Linked DNA regions of Mus musculus: region 2 is linked to region 1. The links are chromatin contacts, found by Hi-C in ENCODE. All regions are on one chromosome and are shown on one strand. The core of a region is the stretch at or near the end of the contact, and the rest is flanking DNA. Distances in the headings are between cores, read along the strand shown.

Region 1 (6,449 bases), core at 1,083-3,582:
GGTGCATGCCTGTGATCCCAGCACTCAGGGGGTGAGGCTGGAGGACCAGAAAGTCAAGATCTTCATTGGCTACATAGGAAGGGAGAAACACCATGGGTTTATGAAACTGTCTTAAAAAACAAAACAAAAAAAAACCTAATGGATAATAGAGTTTAAAGCTCCCTTCTCTACCCCTCCCCCAGGCCTCAAACTGCTATTTTAACTGCTCTGACTTCATGAAGGCTCAAAGTTATGTCTAAGATATATCTATTTTGGAGAAATCTTCTATGATGGCAACAGGTATATACCTGGCTGTCCTCTATAGTAACCATGACAACTGCATAACTGAAATGTGGTTATCATGGCTGGGGAAGTAAATGCTTACTCATATGTTATTTGAAATAGTTTAAGTAGCCACATTTAGATGGCCATTGTCTACTATTCAGACAGCATAGCTCCTCGATGCTTAGAATGGGTGCCAGGAATTATGATTTCTGAGTTCTGTCTTCATGTCCAATTAAGATGCTAATGTGTTCATTTTCCATATGATTGACTCTCACTCTGCTGCTTTGGACAGTCTGAGAGGTATGGGCCACTTAGATATCCTTGCTCCTTACTGGACTTCATGGAACAGAGATGTGATTGTCAAGAGTTCCTTGTCTGGTTGTTTTGTTTTGTTTGCCAAAAAGCAAATGTTGATGGAAAAACAAGACAAAAAAAAAGCAAAAAACCAAAACCACAACTTTCGTCTTAAAGGGAATAAAGACATAGTTTATTCTGAAGCCATATTGAGTAGCCATGGCCTGAGAACAGAGTTATGAGCTAGCCAGATTCTGTTTTCCATCATGGAAGCAAGCAGTTTCATAGTTTTACAGAACAAGAAAAGAAAAATCAGTGAGTAAGTCTTTATAGATAGAACTTCTCTCTACAAGTTCTCACAAAAGCCAGAGACTCAACCCTGGAAGGGAAGGGTAGCATTGAAGTAGACCCAACAAAGAAAGTGATAAAATCACAACCCACCCCAAAGCCCCACCCTACAGCTGAGAAGCCTCATTTGCATGCATATCTTTCTTGAGATTGAGACTCAATTCTTTCATTTGCTTTGACTTTTATTCTACTCGTTCTTGCTTTGAATCTTTATCTGAACATAGAAAGCGTTTATTACTGCAGTGCCATTTGTGGAACTATAGTACCATTGTAAAAACAGTATTATTACAAAACATCACAGTCCAGAGAACCATGATGGCATCTGAAGATCAAATGCCATTTAATATGGAGTCTTACTTAGCCCTATATTAGACGGATACTTGTCCTACATCTGGTTTCTTCTCTTGGAAATGTTCTCTTCTGCACTAGTGTCAAAGGTCCTATGTATTTTCTTACACTGCTGATTAATAGACAATGAGTATAGTTAGAGTCTCTTCCTCTGTGTCCTCCCATGTCAACAAAAGTCTTCATCCAAGTCTCTGGGCCCAGTGCAGAATCCTCCTTTTACTAGGAAGTCTACCTTGAGGGAAGACTGGAGGTAAGTTGAATGGCCGGTAGCAAACCTACCCTACCTCAAGTCCAATTATCACTGCTCCTAAAATTCCACATTCTACATATTCAGAGTTGACACACAAGTCACCATCTTCCGGATTTAGACATCACTGCATCTACAGACGTGGCTGGTTTGTGTTGTAATCACAGCACAGCATGGATCACCACCTCCTCCTGCATTCTGACATCCACTCATGGCTAATAAACCCATGCTTTAGTTCACTGCCCTCACAACAGAAGTCTCGAAATGCCACAAGCAGGTGACCACCGGCCCACTCACCCTCCCTAACAAGTAGACTTAGAGAAAACACAAACCCTGCTGGCTCAGACAGTTACTCTGGACACATGGATGTGGTGTAGAGAGACACAGAAGCTCTCAAAGGCCTCATTCAAAGAACAAATGCATAACACATTCCAACCAGCTATAAGAATGACATTAAGTATTCCTCTCTCCCGCTGAGAGAGCACCCAACAGAGTGTCATGAATATAAACAGCCGGAGAATTGCAGATCTTATTGTGCTGTTGATGAGCACACATGGTTCTTGAGCGCGCAGTGTGGGTGGTCTGCTGAGGGGTTATGGATCAAAGCCACGGGTTTTCCTCTTTGCTCAGGCTCAGCCGGTTGTTTCTGAGCACTTGACTAATTGCTCGTGAGCTGCACATTTTATGGCCCCTTCTGAGATTTTGACAAGAAAATGGCTACTTGTTTACTCTCAGTTGTCATAATAAATCTGTCCTTTACAAACCGGAGAGCCAGCATGGCCACGAGGATGGGTGAGTTTCGGAGGACTTCCTGGGAACTTCACAGCTCACTGGGCAATCTTGAGGGAGTCATGAGGCAGTGTGTCTCCAGCCTCTACCAGAGGACACAAGCTAAGTGCACCTGCCCTTGGTCTGCCAGAGTGGGAATCTGTGCAGCTTCGGAGGATTAAAACTGAAGCAAAGTCTGTCTACAGACAGAGTTCCCTAGTGCCCTGCGTTATGTAATTGTGAGCCTTATTGCCAATGTCACTCATATTTACCCCATATTTATTTTGCAGAAGCATTTTAAACTCAACATTCATTCTGCAAGGCAGAAAGGTGAAGAGTATTTCCTCAAGGTCCTGTTTAGGGCTTGGATATCCTGTAGCGATTGGAGTTCTGTTTGTTTGGATTTCCTTGTCTTGTTTTTTTCCTGTAGGGATGAAAATTAAACTGTAGGCCTCACACATGCTAGGTCAGTACTACTCTGTAAATAAGCTAGGCTTTTAGCGGCCTCACTATTTATTATATTTATTATTGTATGTGATTTCAGGAGAGGATGTGTGTGTGTGTGTGTGTGTGTGTGTGTGTGTGTGTGTGTGTGTGTTTTAAAAGTTGGTTATTTTAAATGGCCAGTCAAAAACCTATAAAAACTCAAGTAAAGTGTGAGTATGCACAGATGAGTTGACAGGCTTCTTTGTCCTGTTTCCATTCCTTTGAGGTGAATGATATTTCCCTCAACTGCTCAATATGCATAAAAGCATAGACTCCTAGTTGTATAATTTGTAAATGTACACTATAGCCTTTATATGCCGTAGTGAAAAGTACATATCCACACTCATGCATATGGCATATCTCTAAGTTCTATATATGATCACCTCATTCTTTTTAGTAGTCAACTAAGAGTCAATAATATAATCTACTTAGGCATCTCTCTATTGCCAGGGATCCCCCTCTCCACTTCTCCCTACAACCTCTATCCCGTCCCCTCTCCTGCTCCTTTCATTTTATTCAGCACAAAGCGGCAGAGAAGCTTGCAGACTCCGTTGGATTGCATGAGCATTTGGGAAGATTGTTTGTTTACACAGTCCGTTCCCTGGGTTTCCCTGTATCACTGCCAATCCATGACTTGGAGGCCAAAAGCTAAACTGTAGCTTGTGGCCAGATGCAGATTTAACATCGAGGAATGGAAAATCTTGCAAAGTTTCTAAATAGTCAGGAAGGTTTTTTAACTCTAAATCAGGTCTAATTTCTATTTAAAAAAAAAAAAAAGCAGGGAATCATCTAATTTTTAACAATCACTTTAAGTACATACACTCCTCTTCCACCCCAAACTAGGATTACATGGGTCCTAGGATCTGAATTCAAATCTTCCTGGTGAAACATCTTTCTCCAAAGATCCCTTGATCTTATTTCCATTTTCCATACACCAAAGCATATTTATTACATTAAAAAGCCCTAGTGTTCTAACTTGTGGATTTATCTACAATAAAGGCGTGAGGGTTGCACCTACCCTTCCTGAAGATCAATAAGGTCCAAGCACCTTTAAAAACAATGACTTCTGCTTTAGTCCTCTCAAGGCTCTTGGTCACCTTAAGATATCGTTGTTCAAAGTGATTCAGAAATGTGTAAATAGCCTGAGCAAATTGGAAGGAAGCCCCATACTTATCCAAGGAGCTAGCCTTGGGCCCAATCCAGAAGACAGTATTTCATATATTCTCCTTCTTTGAAGACTCATTATGGCTCCTCCAGGGAATGCCCAAGGATTCACCTTATACTTACCCATTAGTCAGTCTTCCTGTGCCAGGGGATTTTCCTCTTTCCAATTTCACATCTGTCACATTCCCTAGGTCTGGGGAAATCCAGAAGACAGGCATGGCCGAAGCCCAAAGGAAAGGCTAAATGCAAAGGGCGATAGGCTTATAGAGCCTTCCATCTTCCCCTTTGATTTAGCCAAGGAAGTGCTGTGATGTAAAGATTTGGACAGGGTCATGGCTACTTTAAATAACTGTTGCTAAATTCACAAAAAGGCTAGTGTTGGCAGTAACCCTAAGCAAACTGCAGAAATATGTAGGAATTACATTATTTTAAAAAATGAAAAAGGAAAGAGGAAGAGAAGGAAGAATGTCAAAATCCAAGTTCCTACTTCTACTCTGAGTTTCCTGGGAAAGTCAGTAATTACCATATTTAAACGTAAGTGTGCTCTCCTGTCAAATGCCCCAGGTGTTCATGGTTTGACCGCCTCAGTCATTTCTGAGTTGGAGTGTCCCTGACTTCATAGCTCTCTTAAGTTACTGGGGCACATTTTCCTCCCTTCCTTAAGCCCTGTCTTTTCATCTAAGAATTCAGAGAAGTGGCCGGGCTTCTCCGTATCTGAAAAGAAAATTAAGAGCTCTGGCAGCCTTAAGTCTAGAGAGATGCACGAGCCCCTCAGCACAGGTTTGGGACTACTCCTAGAATGATTGCTGCTGAAGGGCCGGTTAGGAAACAGTGCCAATCATGGAAGTTATTTTTCTTTGGAGAGTCCCATTCCCCTGCTCATCCAGACCTGCAAGCTTAAAAAGCAATTTCCTCTACCTGCTCCACTTTCAGCTCTCACAACACAATGCCACCTGCAAATCAGAACTTTTTAGTAAATGCCTTCTCCTTTCCCCCAAAAAAGGAATGTTGAAAAAGTTAGCAACAAAAAACGAAGCGACAATACTCTAGGAGATGCTCTCTTCACTAAAACTTCCATTTCAATGCTCCTTTTAGCTCCTAACGTCTTCAAAAGGTTAAGTTAGCTTGAGCTGGACTGTCTCTCAGTGGCAGAGCACTTATCTGGTATAGGTGAGACCCTGGACATCACACACACACACACACACACACACACACACACATACACACACATACACACACATCTTTAGAATTAACAATGGAATCAAAGGACATTTACTCCTGTGAGTAAAATCAGAATGGCCATTATGAGCAACTTTGGAAAATGGAAAGAGAAAGAGAAGTGTTCTTTTCATGTATGAGAACTGATTTTTATCTCAGCAGTTCTCTCCCTGTATATTCTTATTGTATCCTCAGCCACTTAACAGTAACACAGCATCCTTATTTCAAAGTGTTTTTATCTATGAGACCTTCCAACTTTTGTTTTATTTGATGCTGTCTGCTTTGAACTGATTTTCTAGAAAGCAGTTCCCATCTCAGATTTTCCTTCTTAAATATTTCTTATTCTACAATCAAAACAACAGATGAAAGGGCTACATAGCCTGTGAAACTCTTCTTGCATAGATATATTCTCTCCCACAAGCCGAAAACAAGTCCTTCCTGCTAGGTTACTCACAGCTGTCTGCCCTATGAATCACATGACAGAAGCAACTGGAGACAAAGTTGACAGTTATCCCTGCATCTGGATGTCTTTCTCCATCCTTGTAGAGGTAATCTGTTAAACCTCTCTGAGCTCCCCATGGGTGATTTTACTTCTTGTCACCCGCCAGAGCTCTCTGGATTTGAGAATGAAAAGACACACACACACACACACACACACACACACACACACACACACTTTATATTTTGATATGCCTTAACTAGTTCAATGGCAGGACCACTCCTGAACCTCCACGTGGCTGACAAACTCCCCTCCCATATTCCTGAGTTAATACTTGCTAAACCTGTATTTTTATCTTTGCTATCCCAGACCCAAGTGAGGAAGTGGCCCCTCCCTTGGCAACCTCCCTGACTCTTAAATGGCGGGATGGATGCTTTCTCTCCTGCATCTCTTAAGTCTGATGTCTCTCTTCTTTCTCATCATGGTGATTCTGCCCTTCCTCCCTTTATCCCTTATCCGGTAAATCTGAAAGTCCCACCATCGTCTCCCTGCCCATCCATTGGCTGTTAGTAACTTTATTAGCCAATAAAAACAAAACAAAACAAAAACAAAAACCCAACTAGGAATGGGGACCCTCAGCATCTGGATGGGTAGATTCCCATGTGATTTGGGGAGCCCAAATAAGACAAAGCATCAGAACCAATCTCCAACAAACCTTCTTTAACTTTTCCCTTTTCCTTTATCTTTGCCCTATCTACCAGACCATTGGAAGAAAACAAAAATAATTAACCTGAGGCACCTCAGTTTTTCATTCATTGCTGGGGGCCAATTTGACGACATGACTGAGGAGTGCTTCAGCCAGACACAAGTCAA
Region 2 (7,028 bases), core at 1,495-3,994, 47 kb before region 1:
TGATACTGTTTTCCATAGGTAGTGTGGCCTTAAGGTTTTAAATCATGTTTTAATTATTTGGCTATCTTCCCAGGGCTTTTGGCATTTTTTTTTTGAAATTTACTTCCTTACAGCTTGTGACACACGAGATGAATTGACTATTTCAAATATTTTACAAGTACTTGAGCAAAGCAGCACCAGTTTGATAGTAGCTTGTGATTGACAGTGGCTTGTGAAGCTGAAAGCAGTCTTGAAGTTCAAATGGATTCACAGCTGTCTCTGAATGTCTGTATCCATCAGAGGGTGTCATCTCTGAGCAAGAAGCCAAAGTGGAAGGTAAGGTGAAGGAGGCACCTCAGCTGGCTGGGTTAGTCTTGTCTCCTCCACCTGTTGTCACTGGACTTTTTACCTCAGTTTCTCCATCCATTAAACGGGGCTTATTGCACTAGTCAACTTGCTGTTGTTGCAACAAATACCTGAGATGATCAACTTATAAAGAGGAAAGGTTTCTTTAGGCTTACGGCTTAGGAGTTTTCTGCTCAAACCACGGGAGAGGACATGTGCCAATGCAAAGCTGTTGAATTTATGGCCAAGATTTTGGAGAGAGAAAGAAGAACAAGCTGAGGACCCACCACCCCTCTAAGAGCCATGCCAACAACTTGAGGACCTCCCAGAAGGCCACACCTCTTAATTCTCTTCCATATAGCCTGTGGCACCAGGTTGAGAAACAACCTTTTAACATAAGGGACTTTCAGAAGCACTGTGGATCGAAACTGTAGCAACAACATAGCAACTTCTTATGAAGATCAAATGAGATTATTTCTATAAAATATCTGCAATGATGTATATAATAAACGTTCTCTTTTCTCTCCTACCTGAGGGAATGTATATAAACACAGTGAGTAACATTCCCCAAACAAGTTTCTGATCCTTTGAGCCATAACTTACAGAAAATTCATGAAAATATGTCTGAACTTCAAAGACGAATCCCAAACACTTTTTCAAATTATGGAGGTGGTTATTGGATTTTCCACTACTAAAGCAACACTGGAGTGATGACCTAACGGGGCAGCAAGCCATCGGTGGGGAAGAGCATTTTGAACAGTGGAGATGGCTAATGTAACATCCTGTGAGAACACAACTGGACTGTTTGGCAGGACAGAAACAAACCAAGTGTTGAGGGCTGACAACGAGGAGATAAGAGGTTTGGCTAGATGTGACAGGTCCTTGTGAAGAATTTGGATTTCGGTAAATGATATGGGAACTTGTGGCTTCTTGGGAAAAGGCTATTTTTGTATTGAGGGGAAGCCCTTACAACTCTAGTTAGAAGGCAGTGTGGTAGGCAAGGCTTAAGAAGGGAAAAGAGCAGGATGATGAGGCCACTGTGGTATCCCAGGGCAGTAAACATGCCAGCAGCGACCAATCAGGGCCTGAATATGAACATGGAGCAGGTGGGTACCTGGTGTGATGTCAGTCCGGAACAGGCAAGATTTGGCATTGTCTTGGGAAGAGGAGAGCTTTCGGGCCTGACTCTAAATTCTCAAGTTTTTCTGTCATCAGCAATTGGAAAACAACGCTGTTAACTAAGGTGGAAAAGAGGAAGTTTGACATTGTGAACCATTCTCCTTGAGACCTGTTAAGTCCAAGACAACTTGCAAGCATCCACTCGGATAATGGTCAGGTGATAGTGAGACAGAAGCCAGCAGCTACTGTGCTTCCCCAGCATCATCAGTCATCAGCCTCTGATATATGCGGTGATGTCTAAATGTGAGGGACGAGGTAAAGCGCCCAGGGAGTGGTCAGAAAAGGCAGCAAGAGATTAAGGACGAGCTTCAGTCAATCCAGTGTCAAGGGCCAGGGAGAAAGGGCATCCAGGCCCAACAAGACAGCTGCTGTGGAAGGTAGGAAAAACAAGCTTGAGAGGTCAAACTGAAGACAGTGAGCAGAGCTTTGACAGCTGAACAGGAGTGTTTTAGACCAGCGGTCCTCAGAAAGTGGGTCCGGGCCAACCTCAGCTGGAAACTGATTAGAAATGTACAGAATCAGGAGTCCCACCACAGAAATACTGGATGAGGGACTCAAACATGGGCCTCTTTAGGGGATTAAAAATAAGCCTACTCTAGACACAGAAATGCCTGCACAAGCATACAAAGGGGATTAAGAAGCAGAAAAAAACTAATATACTTTTAACTATTTGATATCAGGGAAATGACCCTCTCCCCAACCTTCCATTAGAATGGCTGTTTGCAGAAGAGGACTGCCCCCCCCCCCCATTTCACTGGACCAGGGAACGCTGAACATCAAGCATGCCAGACATTCTTCTGCCCAAAAGGAGTGTGTGTGTGTGTGTGGGGGGGTACTATTCCAGGGTTAGCAACACTGGGTCGAACGCTCTGAGAATTAAAATTTATCCCACGCCCACCATATCCAAAATTTCCTCTAGAAAGCCCTAAGAGAATTCCATTCCTTTCCATTCTAAAGAAAGGTGGTTAAAATTAGGGACACACACACACACACACACACACACACACACACACACGAGAGAGAGAGAGAGAGAGAGAGAGAGAGAGAGAGATAGTTACAAGCTACATGCAGGGAAAGCTGTCCCCTGAAATAAGCTGTTTCCCACCGTGGATGGGCGGGGCAGGAGTCTCTGGTCTCAACCCAGCAGAGGGACTGCCCCTTCTAAGTGTATGCAAGAGGTCTGGTCCCCAGCTTTAAAATTCTGGACGAAGGCACCACTTGCTGACCTCTCCTCTCCCCCAAGTGGTGGCTGGCCCTTCTCAAGTGTGCAGTTGTCTCCTCCCTGTCCAGTCCGGCAGTCGCCCGGGGCCCAACCGGGCTACGAGTGGCCGGACGCTACAGCCTTGCGCAGCGCGCTCTGCTCCTCAGACTCTTCGAATTTGAGCAGCCTGTGGCATCCCCCAGCAGGTCCCCCAGCTCCTTGCCTAGCACCCTCCCTTCCCTAGGAGCAGCGGGCCACAGTGAGCCAGCAGCCCTCGCGGGTCCTCCTGCCTGAAGTTCAACTATGCTACTAGAAGGGGTCCTGCTGGTAGTGCAAGGTAAGAACCAACAGGAGACCCCCCCGGGGAGGGCGTCCTGGAAACTCGCTCCCTCTTGGGCTGTCAGGGTGGGGTTCTGGTGTCCGCTCCGCCATCCAACAGCTCTTCTGGACAATTCTCAGCCACTAAGCTCCCGGCTCTCCCTGGTCAAGCACGGGATGGGGGTGGGTATGGAGTTGCGCAGAGGAGGGTCCCAGGAGTGTTGAGGGAGGTCAGACATCCTTCTCTCTTTCCTTCCCACAAGACTCCCCGAACTTCACCAGGTAGTCCCCAGGGCTAGTGCAATACTACCAGGCAGAAACCCAAACTGAAAGTCCCTTTGTGCCCGCAGCCTTGCAGCTTGCCAATGCCCTAGACCTGCCCGCTGGCTCCTGCGCCTTTGAAGAAGACACGTGTGGCTTTGACTCCGTGTTTGCGTTTCTGCCTTGGATACTAAATGAGGAAGGTAAGGGGACTTCGTAGAAAGATGCTCGAGGTGAACTTTCTTCACGTCTTGTTCCTCCCAACCCCCCGGAAGTAAAGATATCTTGGAGTTACTTCCCTTTGGGAGGAAAAGTGTGTGAGTCATGAAACCTCCTTCCAACTCTCCTGCAGCAAAGAGTGGCCAGGGAAACCACGGGAAAGGGGGCGGAGGGGAACAGCTGTGTACCTGGCTCTGAGCATGCGCTCCTACCCCCAGCACACCCTATTGAAAGGGACAAAGGGGATTCTGCTAATGATTGTTGCCCCTAGCCGTGTGCCCCCTGCAGGCTGATAGCCTTGCTAGTCTCAGTGGCTACTTGCCCGAGCTGAGATTGTCAAACGGACTAGCTCACAGGAAGCTTTGCAGAAATTTTCCACACGGTTGTGAGCGTCCTCTGTGCTAAGCTCTCCCACTTTGGTCCACCCACAGCAGTTTTACCTGTGATTCATCCTTTCCCATTGTATCTAATTCAGCACTGGACAAAAGAGTTAACTCCACCACGGAGTCCCTGAAGCCACTGGGCTAGGGCCAATTGATCAGTCACATTACTCTGCACCGCTGGGGTTCCGGTGACAACGTTTAAGTGAAAAGGAGTCTGTGATGTGTTTTCTTACCCTTCATTGTTACAGTAAAAAAAAAAACAAACATTCCAGTAACAAGCACTGGTGTCCCTCTCCTTTCCTTTCTTCGCTCTTATCACCATCATTTTGAAACGTGTTACTTTGGACCATTTATTTGGACTTAGAGTAGACTCCCTTAGAAGACATGCTGCTGTATAAAGGAAGGCCGCTGAGCATTCTCCCAGCTCAGGCAACCTTGGAGTTCAAGTCATCCAGCCTGGCTCCCTGGAACTGGACGCTTGCTTAGGACGGAGAGCTGTGACCACAGTCCTTCCTGCCCATGTGACTTTGGGAGCCTTGCCTGTGTGAGCTTCCCTGACCCGCACAGGTGGCTGATAATAGCATTCATATGAGAATCTGAGCCTTCAACTAGTCACATGGTTGACTGAGTGGCCAATACTGAACCACAGCTGGGGGCGGGGTGGGGTGGGGGACACAGAAGATACTAAGTCAATAGTCATCTCTTGTCTCCAACACTTGCCAGGTCTTAAGTGTGGTTTATTTAGGTTTATGTGAGAAAGATGTTTAAGGGGTCCCTGTCTTGCTGGTGGTTTCAAGAGAAGAGTTTAAGCTTGTCACCCCCTTCGTTATATTCCCTGTTCTGATTGGGTTTGAAACATTTTGAATGATGACTCTACCTATGCTATGGCAGTGACTTTGAAAGCATTATTCTCAGTTTATAAGGCTTCTCAAATGCCTTCTGGTTTGAGAAGGTCTCAGGATGACCTGGCAGGCATGTTCCAGCAGTTTCCTATCCCTTCTTGAGAGTCTGATTCAGTGGTCTGGACTGGGGCCTGAGAATTTCTCACGTTCCAAGATACTGGGACTGCTGCTGTTTCTACTGATCTGGGAACCACACTTTGAGAATCCTAGACTACCACAGTATAGACACACACACACACACACACACACACACACACACACACACACACACCACCTATACCCATACCTAAGTCATTATGTCACTAGCCCCAAGTAAGACCAGGATCAAAATGAGCCCCTCACCTGAGAGCAAACATTGCCCTAAGTTCACTTGTCTCAAGCTGCTGTGGGCCTAGGAAAAGAGAAATCTCTCTCTCCCTCTCTCCCTCTCCCTCTCTCTCTCTCTCTCTCTCTCTCTCTCTCTCACACACACACACACACACACACACACACACACACACACACACACAAACACACAGCCAGGACTCTGAGTCCTTGCATGTTCACTATGGCCTCCTGTCAGATCAAACTTGCTTCCCATCCAAAATCCTGGGCGAGCATGCTGCTGCCTGCTGAGTGCTAGGGCCTCCCAGACTGGCAGGAAGTGCTGCACAGCACTGGCATCTCTACACCAGTGTGACCGTTAAACAGCCCCCTCCAGGGAAAACAGGAAGACGCTTATAGGAAAAGGTGATTAGAGTTTAATCACATAATAAATGCACTGTGGCTCTCTCCCTTTCTTTCATGTAGCCAGTGCTTTCTGGCTGGAGGCTAGGACCTCTGGCTTGGCTAGGGGACATTAATTCATCCTGTCCTGAGGACTCCAGGGCAGAGCAGACAAGTTGAGCTTCTATTCTACAGATCCAAGTCTCAACGGCTGAAATTTGGACACAACTGCCCTTTGCACACTCCGAGGCTGCAAGGCAGATGTGTGCCAGCTGCTGTACTTGCTGGTGACACAGTGATCACTGAGAATTCCCCTTACTCTAGATTGGGAAATTAAAATGATAAAATTGCCCCGGGTTAAAATTTGGGAAGCTATTTGAAAACCTGCGCTTTATTGCAGAAACCCTTTGAAACAGAGTCCAGACACTTCTGTGGGCTGCATTCACCACAAAAGCTGTGAATGTCACAGACTTTTACCCACAAGTCCTTGCAACACAAATAGAACTTCCTATATGTCCTTGGTCAGTAGGTTAACCTACAGTGGAGTGAGCAATGTCAATGCCCAGTGAAGAGTGAATTCCAGAAATCAATTTGTAAATTAGGATCTCCTAAAGGAGGGTCTGGGAATAATTAACAAAAACTCTAAGCCACAGGATCACTCCCCTGCTGTGGGAAACTATGTGAGGCCCATTTCTTCATTTATCTGAGTACTAGGTTTCTACACATTTTTAGACCACCTAGTTCATAGTCATTGTGTTTCTCTCTCTGTGTGTGTAGACACACACACACAGACACACACAAATGCATATATATGTATATATAAATTTTCCTACTTATCGAAGTAGGTGACATTATGTCAAACTCAAACTGGAACTTGCTCCGAAATCTTAGGTTTGAATTCGGTATTACCAAATAAGAGACACATTTTTATACTATAAAAACTTCTGCATTCATTTATCTTTAACAGAATCACCTTTTATTCATTCATCATTCACAGACTACCGGATCCCTTTTGAGCAACAATCCTCAGAAAAGAATTGAGATTGCCCCTTCCACTTTCCCCCTGACAGCTGTCAGAGCAGAAGGAGTTGGGCCGAGGGTCCTTAGAGACCAGACAGTTGGCCTCATCAAAATTCATATTAGTAACTGAGTGGGCTTTGCTCTCAGTTTTGGTTTGGTATCTTAACCTTCCATCTAAAAAGCCACTATCTGAACTCTGGGAGGAAGAACAAACTAAACTTAGGTACTGTTCTCCTACTTAGGAGAAGAAGGTACATGTGAGGATTATTCTGTTAAAGGTAAAGAAGAAACTCATTTATGAGGAAGAGCTACTTTGTGCGTCTTTGATAGTGTTCAAGGAGATAGAAGTTTCCCAATACAAGAAACAGATGTGTGCCTTTTGTTCCCCAGCATGCACTACAATATGGAAGCTGGGAAAGAATAACCATTGGCAGGGTGGGGACATGGTAAGGGTGTACTATTATCTCATTGCAATGATATGCATACATCGCTTTCTAGCACCCCTTTTCAAAACCA

The links. A loop is a pair of places that touch in the nucleus more often than their neighbours do.
Region 2: a map of heart shows a loop between it and region 1 (1.8-fold over the local background). The contact joins the promoter of Mamdc2 here to the enhancer-like site in region 1. A Hi-C loop is called at or near these places in 2 of 37 maps with a recorded cell type or tissue (heart and regulatory T cell).

Annotation. Positions count from the first base shown.
Region 1 is chr19:23,397,574-23,404,022 of GRCm38, reverse strand. The region is part of intron 2 of Mamdc2 (MAM domain containing 2); the gene reads left to right. Among named protein-coding and RNA genes, the nearest start is that of Mamdc2, 48 kb to the left of the region's middle. Within about 2 kb of position 2,332, at least 1 of the 3 ENCODE cell types and tissues checked has a DNase peak (open chromatin) inside an H3K27ac peak, as active enhancers do.
Region 2 is chr19:23,444,038-23,451,065 of GRCm38, reverse strand. Mamdc2 (MAM domain containing 2) reads left to right here and starts at 2,744. Exons shown (of 14, transcript NM_174857.3): 1 at 2,744-3,041; 2 at 3,373-3,486. The coding sequence starts at 3,008.